Linked DNA regions of Homo sapiens: region 1 is linked to region 2. The links are chromatin loops, found by intact Hi-C in ENCODE. Cell type or tissue: B cell. All regions are shown on one strand. Each heading gives the region's core, and the rest is flanking DNA. Links, peaks and the distances in the headings are about the cores only. Region 1 has its middle 44 kb from the start of RBMX. Region 2 overlaps SLC9A6 (solute carrier family 9 member A6).

Region 1 (8,335 bases), core at 255-8,254, 900 kb after region 2:
TATTGATCATGTACCACTTTAGCTTATGGAATTGTGGCAATACAATTTCAGTTTGTACATCTACTTTGATTTGCTGTTTCTGCATTCTTGTTTTAGCACTGTATTAGAGGTAGTTTTTTCAAAATTCATGCCAACATAAATAGCTTCATCCCCAGGAGATGATCAGTGCAAAAGTTTCAATTACTCCTGTCACTTTTTTTTTTTTTTTTTGATGGAGTCTCGCACTGTTGCCCAGGCTGGATGCAGTGGCATGATCTCAGCTCACTGCAAGCTCTGCCTCCCGGGTTCATGCCATTCTCCTACCTCAGCCTCCCTAGTAGCTGGGACTACAGGCGCCCGCCACCATGCCCAGCTAATTTTTTGTATTTGTAGTAGAGACGGGGTTTCACTGTGTTAGCCAGGATGATCTTGATCTCCTGACCTCGTGATCCGCCCGCCTCGGCCTCCCAAAGTGCTGGGATTACAGGCGTGAGCCACCGCACCCGGCCTCTCCTGTCACTTTTAAAAAAGTTACTCCTCATATCTATTGGCTGAGGAGATGGAAGTGTTTCTGGGGATTTGAGATGCTAAGATGATGATGTTTTAGGCCCACGGCCATGGCACCTACTTTTGTTCTATTCAGCCTACTGAGAGGTGACAGTGTGCTGGCAGCCCTCACAGCCCTCCCTCGCTCTCAGCGCTTCCTCTGCCTGGGCTCCCACTTTGGCGGCACTTGAGGAGCCCTTCAACCCGCTGCTGCACTGTGGGAGCCCCTTCCTGCGCTGGCTGAGGCAGGAGCTGGCTCCCTCAGCTTGCGGGGAGGTGTGGAGGAGAGGCGCGGGCAGGAACAGCAGCAGTGTGACTTCCGGGTGGGCGTGGGCTCGGTGGGCTGCACACTCAGAGCGGCCAGCTGGCTCCGCCGGCCCGGGGCAGTGAGGGGCTTAGCACCTGGGCCAGCAGCTGCTGTGCTTGACTTCTCGCCGGGCCTTAGCTGCCTCCCTGTGGGGCAGGGCTCGGGACCTGCAGCCCGCCATGCCTGAGCCTCCCCCCGCCATGGGCTCCTGCACTGCCGGAGCCTCCCCGACGAGCGCCGCCCCCTGCTCCATGGCACCCAGTCCCATCGACCACCCAAGGGCTGAGGAGTGCGAGTGCATGGCGTGGGACTGGCAGGCAGCTCCACCTGCGGCCCCGGTGCAGGATCCACGGGGTGAAGCCAGCTGGGCTCCTGAGTCTGGCGAGGACTTGGAGAACCTTTATGTCTAGCTAAGGGATTGTAAATACACCAATTGGCACTCTGTATCTAGCTCAAGGTTTGTTAAACACACCAATCAGCACCCTGTGTCTAGCTCAGGGTTTGTGAATGCACCAATGGACACTCTGTATCTAGCTACTCTGGTGGGGACTTGGAGAACCTTTATGTCTAGCTAAGGGATTGTAAATACACCAATTGGCACTCTGTATCTAGCTCAAGGTTTTTAAACACACCAATCAGCACCCCGTGTCTAGCTCAGGGTTTGTGAATGCACCAATCGACACTCCGTATCTAGCTAATCTAGTGGGGACGTGGAGAACTTTTGAGTCTACCTCAGGGATTATAGATGCACCAATCAACACCCTGTCAAAACGGACCAATCAGCGCTCTGTAAAACAGACCAATCAGCTCTCAGTAAAATGGACCAATCAGCAGGATGTGGGTGGGGCCAGATAAGGGAATAAAAGCAGGCTGCCGGACCCAGCAGTGGCAAGGCGCTTCGGTTGTCTTCCATGATGTGGACGCTTTGTTCTTTTGCTCTTTGCAATAAATCTTCCTGTTGCTTTCTTTGGGTCCACACTGCCTTTATGAGCTGTAACACTCACCGTGAAGGTCTGAAGCTTTACTCTGGAAGCCAGTGAGACCAGGAACCCACCGGGAGGAATGAACGACTCCAGACACACCGCCTTAAGATCTGTGACACTCACCGCGAAGGTCTGCAGCTTCATTCCTGATCCAGCGAGACCATGAACCCACCAGAAGGAAAAAACTCCGGACACATCCGAACGTCTAGAAGAAACAAACTCCAGACACACCGCCTGTAAGAACTGTAACGGTCACCGCGAGGGTCCGCGGTTTCATTCTTGAAGTCAGTGAGACCAAGAACCCACCATTTCTGGACACACTACCATGCCAGAGATCCAGGTAGGTCTCTGGATCTTTGAGACCCCCACCTCACACCTCCTTATTATGAAACATTATGGTTTTTACAATTACAAAAGTAGTATAGGCTTGTGAAAACCTCCTACAAAACTCTTTATTTGGTATAGAGTTCCAAGAGTCTCCTCGTAATCCTCTCCAATTTTAATAAATTTTTTTTATGTATACTGTGTATAACTTCATGTGAGATTTTATATATGTATGTATGTGATCTTTTATGTCTTTACTGAGAAGTTTATGATGGACTTCTTTCCATGTTCATATATATATAATACATATTTTATATCTATATCTATATTTGTTATTTATTTATTTTTTTGGAGACAGAGTCTTGTTCTGTTGCCCAGGCTGGAATGCGAGTGGTGTGATCTTGGCTCACTTGCAACCTCTGCCTCCGGGGTTCAAGTGATTCTCGTGCCTCAGCCTACCAAGTAGCTGGGATTACAGGCATGTGCCACCACACCCGGCTAATTTTTGTATCTTTAGTAGAGACAGGATTTTGCCATGTTGGCCAGGCTGGTCTCGAACTTCCGACTTCAAGTGATCCACCTGCTTCGGCCTCCCTAAGTGCTGAGATTGTAGGCGTGAGCCACTGTGCCTGACCCATATTTTTTATTAATAATGATGTGGTCAACATTCTTTCACCTCTTTAGTCTCATCTGTAAAATGGAAATAATCAGTGTTCTTTCACCTCTTTAGTCTCATCTGTAAAATGGAAATAATCATAGCGTATACTATAAAAATTAGCTGGGCGTGGTGGTGCGTGCCTGTAGTCCCAGCTACTCGGGAGGCTGAGGCCTCCAAAGTTGCAGTGAGCCAAGATTGCGCCACTGCATTCTAGCCTGGCAACAGAGTGAGACTCCGTCTCTAAAAAAGAATCGTGTGTACTGTAATACACAGGGTTGTTACAAGGATAAATAGGATAATACTTGTAAAGTGCTAGAGCAGTGTTTAATACATAGTAGGCACTCAATAAATGACAGCTATTGTTGTACAGCCATCTATGTAGTCTTAATTATTTAGGATAATTACTAATTATTTGCTGGGTCAAAGGATACGGACTTTGTAGAGGTGGGGTCTTACAACGTTGTTCAGGCTGGTCTCCAACTCCTGGGCTTAAACGATTCTCTACTGATAATTACTTTAGGGTAATTAGTAATTAATAATTATCCTAAAGTGGTTGCTGGGTCAAAGGATACGGACTTTTAAAAAAACAACCCTTTTGTTGTAAAATACAGACAGAAAGCCACAGAGAACAGAAATAGCATTTAATGAATAATTACAAGGGGGACACCTTCGTAAACCACAACAGGGCCAAGAATAGAATTTGGCCAGGTACCTCAGAAGGATTCCATGTGTCCCTGCCCATTTACAACATGCTGCTTTCTCCCAAAGTAACCACTATTGTAACTTTTATACTAATCACTTCCTTGAGTTTCTTTTGTAGTTTCACCACCTAAATATACTTCCCTAGACACTATATTTTATTTTTATATTTGAGATGGAGTCTTGCTCTGTTGCCCAGGCTGGAGTGCAGTGGCGCGATCTCGGTTCATGCAACTTCCACCTTCTGGGTTCAAGTGATTCTCCTGCCTCAGACTCCCAAATAGCTGGGATTACAGGCGCACACCACCGTGCCTGGCTGATTTTCATATTTTTAGTAGAGATGGAGTTTTACCAGGTTGGCCAGGCTGCTCTTGAACTCCTGACCTCAGATGATCTGCCCACCTTGGCCTCTCAAAGTGCTGGGAATACAGGTGTGAGCCACCACGCCTAGCCACAGTATAGTTTAAACTTGACTTTTTATATGTCTTTTGTCAACATTTTACTATGAGCATTTTCAAACAGAAAACTTGGGTGGGCCAGGCGCAGTGGCTCACGCCTATAATCGCAGCACTTTGGGAGGCTAAGGTGGGAGGATCGTTTGTGCCCAGGAGTTGGAGATCAGCCAGGGCAATATTGCAAGACCCCATCTCTCCAAAAAGTTTTTAAAAATTGGTGCATGGTGGCATGCATCCGTAGTCCCAGCTACTCAGGAGGCTGAGGTGGGAGGATCGCTTGAGCCCAGGAGGCTGAGGCTACAGTGAGCTGTGATAGCACAACTGCACCCCAGTCTGGGTGATAGAGTGATACCCTGTCTCAAAAAAAAAAAAAAAAAAAATAGAATTATATAGTGGACACTCATCTATCCAACATTTATATTCTGCAATTACCATTTTGCTCTATTTGATTTATCACATATCTGTCCATCCCTGTATCATTCAATCCAATCCATTGTGCATGTTCCTGTGTCCTATATTTCCTGCAAATTGGCAGCTGGATCCAGTGGCTTGATCAGATTCAGGTTTGGCTTCTTTGAGAAGGTGAGGTGGCAGTTGTGTTCTTTCATCAGGAGGCACATGATTTTTTTTGTCTCTCTTTTTTGTTGTGATACCTGGGTTCATTCATTCATTAGGGGCTGCAGCATGCTGAAAGAAAACAGAAGCCTGTGGAGTGAGCCAAGATCAACCAGGAAATAAACCCTTTCCCTTGCGATGTCTCTCCAGCGCCCTCTACTGACAAACCTGCTTTAGTGCCAGTTTGTAGAGGTAAACTATTTAAAGGGTCTGAATTATTTTCATGGGGGGCAAAACTCATGAATTTGGAGCTGAGAGGCAATATATCAATAACAGACACACCTTACACGCATGTACGGACCAGATAAGGAAAACTCTACATATTTCCAGAAACTTATCTGTGTGCAGCTCTGTTCTCTCTGGTCCTCTGCTCCATGAATTCTAGTGCCTTTGGCCTCCCTGGACTTTGAACTTTGTTTTCTCAACCCTAGGAGACTGCAGGGCTGTGCATGGATACCTTTTCCCTGTGTCACAGCCTGGAAATTTTATCTAGGAAGTAAGCTGGAGGCAATAGTAGGGCTTATCTTATTTGTTCCCCTTCCCTAGGTGATCACTCTTATATTTCTTGTCCAATGTTTGGAAACTGTTGCTTTACATATTTTACTCATTTTTAAAGTTGTGTAAGTAGGAGGGTAAATCTGGTCTTTGTTATTCTACCATGTCTTGGGCCAAGAAGGAAGTCCCACCTCCTTATTTTCTTTTTTAAGAAACATATTTTTATTTATTTATTTATTTATTTATTGAGATGGAATTTCGCTCTTGTCGCCCAGGCTGGAGTGCATTGGCACAATCTCAGCTCACTGCAACCTCTGCCTCCCAGGTTCAAGTGATTCTCCTGACTCTGCCTCCAGAGTAGCTGGGACTACAGGCACCTGCCACCATGCATGGCTAATTTTTGTATTTTTGGTAGAGATGGGGTTTCGCCATGTTGGCCAGGCTGATCTCGAGCTCCCGACCTCAGGTCATCCACCTGCCTTGGCCTCCCAAAGTGCTGGGATTACTGGCGTGAACTACTGTTCCCGGCCTGTTTTATTTTTAATTTTAATTTTTACTTTTAAAGTTGACAAAGTGTTTATATTTACGGTGTACAACATGCTGTTTTGATATATGCTTGCATTGTGGAATGACTGAATCAGGCCACCTTTTTTTTTTTTTTTTTTTTTTGAGACAGAGTTTCACTCTTGTTGCCCAGGCTGGAGTGCAGTGGCGCAATCTTGGCTCACCGCAACCTCCACCTCCTGGGTTCAAGCGATTCTCCGGCATCAGCCTCTTGAGTAGCTGGAATTACAGACATGTGCCACCATGCTTGGCTTATTTTGTATTTTTAGTAGAGACGGGTTTGTCCACGTTGGTCAGGTTGGTCTTGAACTCTTGACCTCAGGTGATCTGCCTGCCTCTGCCTCCCAAAGTGTTGGGATTATAGGCGTGAGCCACCGTGTCCGGCCTTGCTTTCTTTTTGTATGCATTTGCTTGGTATAACTTTGCTTATCCTTCTATTTTTAAGTTTTCAGAATCTCTTTGTTTTAGATATGTCTCTTGTGTACAACATATTGTTTGTTTGTTTTTGAGACCGAGTCTTGCTCTGTCACCTAGGTTGGAGTGCAATGCCATGATCTTGGCTCACTGCAACCTCTGCCTCCTGTGTACAAGCAATTCTCCTGCCTCAGCCTCCCAAGTAGCTGGAATTACAGGCATGCGCCATCACACCTGGCTAATTTTTGTTTTTTTAGTAGAAACGAGGTTTCACCATATTGGTCAGGCTGGTCTCGAACTCCTGACCTTTTGATCCACCCGCCTCGGCCTCCCAAAGTGCTGGGATTACAGGCGTGAGCCACCACACTCAGCCTATGTCTACACTTTTTATTTATTTTTTAATTTTACTATTATTTTTTGACAGAGTCTCGCTTTGTTGCCCAGGCTGGAGTGCAGTGGCACAATCTTGGCTCACTGCAACCTCCACCTCTGGATTCAAGTGATTCTCCTGCCTCAGCCTCTCAAGTAGCTGGGATTACAGGCATGCGCCACCATGCCCAGCTAATTTTGTATTTTTAGTAGAGATGGGGTTTCACCATGTTGGCCAGGCTGGTTTCAAACTCCTGACCTCAGATAATCCACCTGCCTTGGCCTCTCAAAGTGCTGGGATTACAGGTGTGAGTCATTGTGCCCAGCCTATATCCACACTTTTTAGGAACCTCTTTCTTTAGATGGTCTCATGCAGTTTCATTATGTGTTTAGTTATGGATTTGTTTTCTTTTTTGCTTTTAATCCTGTTTGTAATTCCTTGGGTTTCCTTTATTACTGTCTTCTATCAGTTCTGGAATTCTCAGCCATTGCCAGATATTTTCTTCTTTCCTTTTGAGACTCCATTTAAAGCTATGTTAAATGCTCCTTATTTTCTGCCCCATATATAACTTCTCTTCTATGTTTTCCTTTTTTTTCTTTGTGTTATGTTTTCCTGGCCTATCATCCAGTCTGTAAATTCTCTCTTCACCTGTTTCTTATTTTCTGCTTTTGTTTTTTTTTGAGACAGAGTCTTGCTCTGTCGCCTGGGCTGGAGTGCAGTGGTGCCATCCTGGCTCACTGCAACCTCCACCTCCTAGGTTCAAGCGATTCTCCTGCCTCAGCCTCCTGAGTAGCTGAGACTACAGGTGCCCACCACCACGGCCAGCTAATTTTTGTATTTTAGTAGAGACGGGGGTTTTACCATGTTGACCAGGCTGGTCTCGAACTCCTGACCTCAAGTGATCCACCCACCTCGGCCTCCCAAAGTGCTGGGATTACAGGTGTGAGCCACTGCAACTGGCCCTTGTTTTCTTTTTCATGCATATATTTTCACACTTGCTTTTTTATTTCTTTTAAATATATTAACTTTAGTTCATTTAAAATCTGCCTCTGATAATTGCTGTATCTGAAATCTTTGCAGGTTTTTTCTAGTTCTTGCTCATGATGTCATTTTTCCTTTTGTGCCTCATTATTTTGAGTACATACTCATTGTCCTTGAAAATCATTTGTGGGGTTTCTTTAAGTTGTAGGGTCAAAGTACATTGCTCCAGAGAGGACTTTCGTTGACTTCTCCAAAGTGTCTTTGGGGATTACCAGTCTGGGACCATCTTAAAACAAATTCACAACTTGAAATTCCTGGGCTACCTAGGTGATATGAATCCAGCCTGTAAATTTGTTACAGGCGGTCTCTGGCCAAAACTTTTCTTTTTTTTTTTTTTTTGAGACAGACTCTCTGTCACCCAGGCTGGAGTGCAGTGGGGTGATCTTCGCTCACTGCGACTTCTGCCTCCTAGGTTCCATTGATTCTCTTGCATCACCCTCCCAAGTAGCTGGGACTACAGGCACACGCCACCACGCCTGGCTAATTTTAGTGATGGGGTTTCACCATGTTGGCCGGGCTGGTCTCGAACTCCTGACCTCAAGTGATCTACCTGCCTCGACCTCCCAAAGTGCTAGGATTACAGGTATGAGCCACAGCACCTGGCCTGGCGAAAATTTTTCAAGGCCAGTTTTATTCCTCCACCTGTTCCCGGCCACCCCCTTGTTTGTTTAGTATCAGGGCAGTCTTCCTAAGTTTGTTGGAGGCATGGAGCAGGTTTACTTCTGGCTCACCTTTACCTTGAGGGTGTGGCCTTTTGGGGGAGGTGGGTGGTCTCAGCTTCACGTACAGAGGGTCTCATACTAGCCTTTTCATCTGGGAGGGCCCTGGGCCCTGAGTTCTTTCCTCCTCAACCCATGAGGCCACCAAAACTGAGGTCCACGTTTG
Region 2 (8,327 bases), core at 1-8,000:
ATTTTAAGATTAAATTTTAATTTGGTTTATTTTTCTGCCTGTTTTCAATTTTTAATCTTTGGAGAATCTGTAATGTTTTATTTTTTCCTTTTAAAAAGTATGTAATATATAGTACAGAAAAAGGAAAATATATATGCAAAAGAAAAATTCATTGTTAAGACTTTGAGGGATATCTTTCCAGATCTTTTGCTATACATGATATATATTTTTGACAAAAAGGGGCAACACTGAAGGTACTCTTGTAGCCTGATTTTTAAATGTAATATAGCATGGACATTTACATTGTAAATATATTTACATCATTGCTTTAATGGCTGCATATGTCCTGATTTACTTAATCAAAACCCTGTTGTTGGACTTTTGTATTGTTTCTAGGATTTTGCTATTACCATTACCATTTGAGGATTTTGCTGTTACTATTACCGTTAACGATGTGAACATTCTTAAATGTATACACCACTGTGTACTTGTTTGATTATTTTTTAGAATGCATGTCTAGAAATGAAATTGCTTGCTCAAAAGGATATGTATATATTTAAGGCTTTTGATCAATATCACCAGGTCAGATAAAAAATTTGCCTTCCACCTGCAATGTATGAGACAATGCGGTTTACTCCAACCCTAATCACTACTAGATATTATCATTTTTCTCATCAGCACTGTTTTTAACCTAACAATCCAAAGCCGAGATCGTGAGGTCTTAGTCTTGAATGTGTACCAGTTAATGTATTCAATTTGAAAGCTCCCTTGTATCTCAAGAGTTCTGCATTTGTTTCCATGGATACAGCAGCCTATGCTGCTAAAGCCTTTGTAGATTTGAGTTCTGTGTTTGGCTGAAACTTCATAGACATTAAGAGCTACCAAGCTTCCAGAATACATAGGACTCATTAGAGAAAACAGTATTTCACACTTTATAGATCCTGTCCTCCATTTTTTTAAATTCTATTACACCTTTTTTAAGACTTCTAAAAACCAGCCAGCCCTAAATCACACTTTGAATGTTGTTGTTATTGTCTTAATTTCTCTTTACTATTCAAATCTCTTATAATTTCTGTGCTTTTATTGTGCATAGTATAAAATACACAAAAATAATGTTCTTATAACCTTAATTATTACTTTAGGGAGGACCTGGCATTTATTGAACACTTACTATGTGCTGGGCATTGTGCTAAGTACATTTTACATATTTATCCAAACATGATAACTCCATTTTACAAGGGATGAAATAGAGGCTTAGAAAGGTTCTGAGTTGTTCAAGGTCATCTGGATAATTAAATGGCAGGCAGAGGAGCCTCCAGTCTTTCTTAATTTTTTTAGAAATTAATTTCATCAAATAATGGTCATGGTACATTTTGAAAGGACACAGTTCCTTTCTTTTCTCAAGAGCTTGTAGATGAAGACTTTCCCTCATTGTCCTAAGGATAACAAAATTAAATGTAAGAACAAACCAAACAAAATATCTACGCTTACCATCCCCGCAAAAAGAAAAGACAAAAACGTACCTACTCACACAAAATTTAATCTACATCACTAGCTGTCAAAGCTCTTTGGCCGCATAGTGCCTGTCCTGTAACATAGTTGGTCACTTAATTATAATATTGTCTTATAGTCTTAGGTTACTTCTTATTGCCTTCTTGTTTTATTGGCATTATTCTTGGCCTCTTCGTGAACAGGGGCTGTATTTTAAGCTTTTCTTCCCTCCCCCCAAATTTGTCTAGTACAATTTTAAGGGCACTGCAAAGTCCTGAAAGTTTAAGATTCATGCAGACTTAGACTTGGCTTTGAGTTCTTGCCCCTTCACTGATGAATTCTGTGATCTTTGGCAAGTTCTTTAACCTTTTAAAGCCTCGGTTTCCTCATCTGTAACATGTATGTTATAGTACCTACCTCCTTGGGTTGTTGTAAGGATTCAGTGAGCTAATATCTGTAAAGTTCTTAGCACAGCATTTCAAATTACCTTTTATTCATTCATTCAATAAACATTTACTGAACACCAGCCATGTGCCGGGCACTGTAGGTTACAACTCAGTGGTTCTTTTTTTTTTTTTGAGACAGAGTCTTGCTCTGTCGCTTAGGCTGGAGTGCAGTGGTGCAATCTCAGCTCGTTGCAACCTCCGCCTCCCAGGTTCAAGCAATTCTCCTGCCTCAGCCTCCCAAGTAGCTGGGATTACAGGCATGCACCACCACACCTGGCTAATTTTTGTATTTTTAGTAGATATGGGGTTTCACCATGTTGGCCAGGCTGGTCTCAAACTCCTGGCCTCAAGTGATTCGCCCGCCTCAGCCTCCCAAAGTATTGGGATTACAGGCATGAGCCATCTCACCCAGCCTCAGTGCTTCTTAACTGGGGAGAATTTTGCCCCCCGCCCAAGGGACATTTGGCACTTTCTGGAGACATTTTTGGTTGTCACAACTGGAAGAGGGGGCCTCTGCTGGCATCTAGTGAGTAGAGGCCAAGGATGCTGCTAAACATGCTACAATGCATAGGACAGGCTCCTCACCACCTGCCAACAGAGAATTATCTAGGCCAGAATGTCAGTAATGCTAGGGTTAAGAAATCCTCCTCTAGAGAAGCACAGTGATCAAAATAAGATAGAAAAGGTTCCTCGACTCATAACATCCATACTTTAGTGAGAGAAGACAGACAATAAGCTAGTAACACATAAATGAACCTGATAACTGCAGATGATATTAAATGCTGTGATGGGAATCGGGCAAGGTACTGTGATAGTGACTGGGGATGGGGGTGTTTTTGATACAAGGAGGCCAGGGACGGTTTCTTTGAGAGGTTATGTTTGAGTTCAGTCTTACCTACGTGACTAGATGGTGCCAGTTAAACAGTCATCAGGAAGAAGAGCAGTCTAGGCAGAGGGAAGAGCAAGTTGTACAAATGTCCTGAGGAAGGGACAAACTTGGCCTGTTGAATGAACAGGAAAAAAACTCTCATGGCCGGAGTATAGTGACTGAAGGGTAGATAGGAAGTGAGGTTGGCAAGATCCTATGGAAGCAGGGGTTCTGCACACTTAACTGTCAAGGGCCAGAGAGTAAATATATCAGGCTTTGGAGGCCATATGGTCTGTCTCAGCTACTCAACTCTAGTGTGAAAGCAGCCCTAGACAATATATAAATCAATTGGTGTGGTTGTATCCCAGTAAAACTTTATTTACAAAAACAGAAGAGGTGCTGATGTGGCCTGTAGGCTGTACTTTGTGGACCCCTAATGTATAGTCTTGTGGAACATGGTAAGGGATTTGGATTTTAAAATACAATTGGAAATCCTGGAGGATTTTAAAGCAAGGGAGTGACATGAAGTCATTTACAGTGTAAAAGGTTCACTTTAGTTGTCATGTGAACGGTGGATCCACAGTAAATTTGAAACAGCCAGCTATTCCCATGTCCTTTCACATAGTTTGTGACAGTCACATTTCTATCATTTACTACACATGCTTTGCACTTCTGCGTCTCTGAGCCTTTGCTCATACTGTTCCCTCTGCCTGGAATGCTCTTTCACTGTCAGTAAATGACACAGCTAAGTGCCACCTCCTTTTCCCTCTGTTCTTTTCCCTCGGAACCACTCTTATGTTGGTGCAACATTGGGCCTCTTCATTGTAGCACTTATTTTATTCAGTCTTGTGATAATATTGTTATAAGAGCTGCCACTTAGTGTTAATGTTTCAGATACTCTTTTAAAAGCTTTTCATACATTTTCTCATTAAATCCTTGCAGCAACTCTGTGTGGTGGATATTAGCCCCATTTTCCAGGTGATAAAGTGATGATTTATAAGACTGCCTCACTTGACTGAGTTCACACAGCTAGAAAGCAGCCAAGTCCAGATTTGAACCCAGAGCTCCCTGATAGAAGCCCTTAGGGATTATGCCCTAGTTGTGTTGGTTTCCCCCACTAGTCTGTGAGTTCCTTGAGGGCAGGGGCCATGTTTAATTCATTTCTATGCCCTGTGCCTAGTACAGTGCCTGGCAAATAATAAGTGCTCTATAAATGTTTATTACATTGACTTAGCTTCTAATAATGTACCATCTATTACAAGTGTGCTATCTTCAAGACCACTAGATGTCACTGGAGATGCATAAATGTGGTTAGAGTTTAATGTGACTGAGAAGATGTTAAAACAGCTCCTGGCCATTTTAACAAAGGAAAAATGAGCCATTCTTTGAATTATGAATCTGGTCATAGCAATCTGTTTTCAGGTCCTTGACCATGGTTCCCTTGCTTTCCAGATGCAGCCTTGCATCATTTTCTCCCTTCAGTGTTATTTGTGTTCTGGGATGCTACTGCTACAGCTTCTAGTACTGCTATTTTTTCTGTGTTGTCTGTAGTAGTTAATTTAATCAATAAACATTTGAGCACCTATTGTGTGTCAGGTACTGTGCTAGACTCTGGGGATACAGAGATGAATTGAGACATGGCCTTTACCCTCAAGGAACTCACAGTCTTTTTGGGGAGACTGACAGGTAAATAACTATACTCTACTGTGCTAAGTATCATAATAAAGGACTGTAGAAAGTGCTGCAGATGCACAGAGGAGAAAATGATTCTGCTTGAAGGGGTCGTAGAATGGTTACTTTGGAACTTGAAAATCGCTTAAAAAATGAGGGAAAGCACATTGCAGCTGGAGAGAACAGCATGAGCAAAGGCATGGGAGGCACAGGAGAGGATGGATTTGGGGAGATGAGCAGGCAGGTATAGCTAGAATGGGGCATGTAGAAGAGAATGATGGGAAATGAGGATGGAAAAGTAGGTTGGAGTGGGGTGGGGATGCTAGTTTGTAGAGAGTCTTGAATGCCCCACAAAAGACTTCAGACTTGACCCTCTGGGTTGTAAGCCACTCTCAGAGTCCTTTGTCAAGGGAGTAACACAGCGAGCTCTATGCTGGCGACAGCTGACTCTCGGGGAGAGCCTGGCAGCTGGAAAAGCTTCCACGACAGAGCCCGTGAGCCTCAGGATGAGGGCTGCCCTTGAGCAGTTGGGATGGAAAGGAGAGAAGACTTGAGAGACCGTTTAGAGGAGGAATGAACAGAGTTTGTGAGTGCCCGTGTTTAGGGAATAGAGAGGAGCCAGAGAACTTTGTAGTGAAGCTTTTCCCTGGGATACAGAAAGCAGGAATTTTAAACAGATAAAACAAGAGTTGTGAAGAAGCAAGGCTAATGTCTATCCATTAGCCTATGAAAAACCTGTAATTGGGCCCTCTCTTCAGTCATCGTAACAGAATGTTGCCATGAGAGCTGCGAAGTGAATTGCACTGTGCCATCCTTGTTTTTGGAGCTAGCCAGTAATTCTTATTTAGCAACTGGGGCAGTGCTGCTCTCCCTGATTCCGCTTCGAGTGGACCTATATTCAGAGAAAAAAAATGCTGTTTTTTTCTGAAACTGGTAAGTAAGATTGCAGGAAGAGAATCATGGGTACACCCTGCTTGCCTTAGAATCCAAGCTGTTGCTAAGGAAAGTGGCAGGAGCCAAAAATCTGCATCAACAGCTATAGAGAAGCAAGAAAACATTAACCATTCCATAGCTTCTGTGTTGAGAAAAGTAGTTGCCTGACAATGTATATGTGTGAATAGACCATTTTTTGGCTTCAAAATCTCATTTGCTCTTTGTCTTTCTCCTTTAGGGTTGGTGTTGATTCAGACCAAGAACACTTGGTAAATATGCGTTTTTGTTGTTCCTGGCATTTCTGTCAAATGTGCAGTCATTTGGAAAGAAAACAATCTACTATAAACTTCAACCTTCTATTTAGATCCTGTCCTCTTTGCCTCAGCTTTGGAGGAATGATATCATTCCTGGCTTTTCTCACTGCTCCATAGAGACAAAACCAAGTTTGCCACAGTGCCATAGTGTGTGGTTATCAAGGGTGACAGCTTTCATGTCTCTGGGCCATCCTGCCTGGGCTTTTGTCCCAGAGGAGAGCAGTCTTTTAAGCACTCCTGGGTTTTCGAGTGACTCCTCTGGCACGGGGAGGCTTTTTCCACTTTGGTTTGCGCATGAAGGCTTGTCTCTGATGTAAGCCCCACTCCAGCTGCTCTTCCTGTGTAACTTTCAAATCGAATGACCAGCAGCTGCCCTAGAGAACTGCCTAGAAGCTTTTGAATCTTCAACCAGTCTTCCCTGCCTGCTCAGGGAAACGCACTTTCTTACCTTGCCCCTCAGCCTTGGCCACGTTTCCTTGCTTCCTTCCTTCTGTTGTGTCAGTTTCTCAGTTGTTGCTATGAACTTGAGCCCGTTGGACTGAATGCATTGTAACTCACTGCCCTCTCTAGACTGACTACCCTTGTCTGGTATTTTCCATCTGTTTTTCAATTGCTTCTGAGCACCATTGAATATGTGTCTCCATATCAGACGTTAGATGAGAAATCACAGAAATTAGATTTTTGAACATGGAAAGCATCTCTTTCAAAACACAATTTTTTTCTTGTCAGAAACAAACCACAGTCAGTATATTTGTCTTCAGGGTGAGGTTAAAAAAAACATTTCTCAGATTCATTTCCTAAATGCTAATTTTGTTAGCTGTTGAGTGATGAGTGTGAATGTATGTATGAGATATAGTAAGTACTTGACTCTTGTGGTCAGAGCCTTAAAGTAGAATTCCATGGGCTTGACATACTTGTAAAAACCAAGCTGGATAAATTCCCATGATGCCGGGCTCCTGGTGTAGTGTCCAAGGGGTGATAATTCCTCAGTGCCTCCTCCCTGTGTGAAAACAAGAATAAAGTTAATCATGCAGTTCAAAAGACAAATGCTCGATCACTGTGTAAGTCTCCACCAGCTGTGTCACCTGTGTAACCACAGAGGAGAAATGGAAAAGGAGTGACAGGGAGAGAGCCAGGTAGGTGAGTGCCAGTCGTGACATACAGAACAAAGGACCGTTTTTTTTCCCATACCTTCAAAACCCTATGGCTGGGCCGGGCATGGTGGCTCACGCCTGTAATCCCAGCATATTGGGAGGCCAAAGCGGGTGGATCACACGAGGTCAGGAATTCGAGACCAGCCTGGCCAACATGGTGAAACCCTGTCTCTGCTAAAAATACAGAAATTAGCTGGGCGTGGTGGTGGGTGCCTGTAGTCCCAGCTACTCAGGAAACTGAGGCAGGAGATCGTGCCACTGCACTCCAGCCTGGGCAACAGAGCGAGACTCTGTCTGGAAAAACAAAAACAAAATAAAAAAAAAACAACCCTGTGGCTGTCTTGGTTATATTGTTCCTTTAATATTTTGAATGTCCACGAGAAAGCACAGAGGAACCTTATACTAAGTATGGAGTGTGTGGGGGTGGGGTATACAGGTGTTCATGTGGTGAGGGGTGGTGAAATGTTGTTCTTCAAGAGGTGGAGGCACAGAAAGATACTTCTATGATGTGAAAGGAATTGCAGGTGTTCTTCAGCTTTCGTAAGCCCATACAGTGTTTCCAAACATTTTTGTGTTATATATAAGTTGATACATGACACGTGACACGTTGAAGCAGAGAGAAATTTATTTTGAGCATTAGGAAGGACAGGAAGAAGCCAAAACCCAGAATCTAAACTCTGTGCTTGCTTGCTTATTTATTTATTTATTTATTTACTTACTTACTGAGATGAAGTTTCACTCTGTCGGTCATGCTAGAGTGCAGTGGCACGATCTCAGGTCACTGCAACCTCCACCTCCCAGATTCAAGCAATTCTCTTGCCTCACCCTTCCAGGTAGCTGAGACTATAGGTGCCTGCCACCACGCCCAGCTCATTTTTTTGTGTGTTTTTAGTAGAGACGGGGTTTCCCCATATTGGTCAGGCTGGACTCGAACTCCTGACCTCAAGTGATATACCCGCCTTGGCTTCCCAAAGTGTTGGGATTACAGGCATGAGCCACTGTGTCTGGCCTAAATTCTGTGCTTTTAGAAAAGAAGATTATGGAAACATAGAACATGAGCACTGGAAAGGGCCTTCAGAATTCTCTAACCCTCATCATGTTTTTATACATGAAGAAATTCGGGCCCAGAGAGAGAAAGGGACTTGCTTAAACTACTTAATGTCAATAAGCTGGGACTGGAAGCAGATTGCCTAACTGCCCAACTGCTGACTGCACCATATTACAAATAAAGACACAGTTTATATTTTTGGAAACTTTTAGAAGACGCCTACTTGCTATGTTAGTTTCTCCTCCTAGCTGGTCAGGCTTACCATGGAATTTCCCTACTTGTTTTTATTTTGCTAGTGTTTCAAGAACATAGTAGCAACTTTGAAGTTGCTAGTTATTTTCGAGATCCATGACGACTCCCAAATATAGGGATGTTGATGTGATATTTTCTAAGGTGCTATTATTACATTGAGAGTTAAGTCTT

Evidence for each region. Peaks named below come from ENCODE experiments on the same cell type or tissue, not always from the same donor. Only the 100,000 strongest peaks of a DNase experiment are listed, where the experiment ranks them.
Region 1: it touches region 2 in a loop (26-fold over the local background); 2 of 110 quality-filtered maps call a loop at or near these places.

The regions. Positions count from the first base shown.
Region 1 is chrX:136,920,622-136,928,956 of GRCh38, forward strand. No RefSeq gene overlaps it. Among named protein-coding and RNA genes, the nearest start is that of RBMX, 44 kb to the left of the region's middle. RefSeq lists an enhancer at 4,597-4,736. In B cell, for the core only: CTCF peaks have their summits at 4,717 (motif pointing left) and 4,917; a DNase peak (open chromatin) is centred at 4,720.
Region 2 is chrX:136,024,506-136,032,832 of GRCh38, forward strand. It overlaps SLC9A6 (solute carrier family 9 member A6), which reads left to right. Exons shown (of 18, transcript NM_001379110.1): 14 at 4,381-4,470; 15 at 5,627-5,657. Among named protein-coding and RNA genes, the nearest start is that of SLC9A6, 43 kb to the left of the region's middle. In B cell, for the core only: CTCF peaks have their summits at 4,094 (motif pointing right) and 4,296; a DNase peak (open chromatin) is centred at 4,076.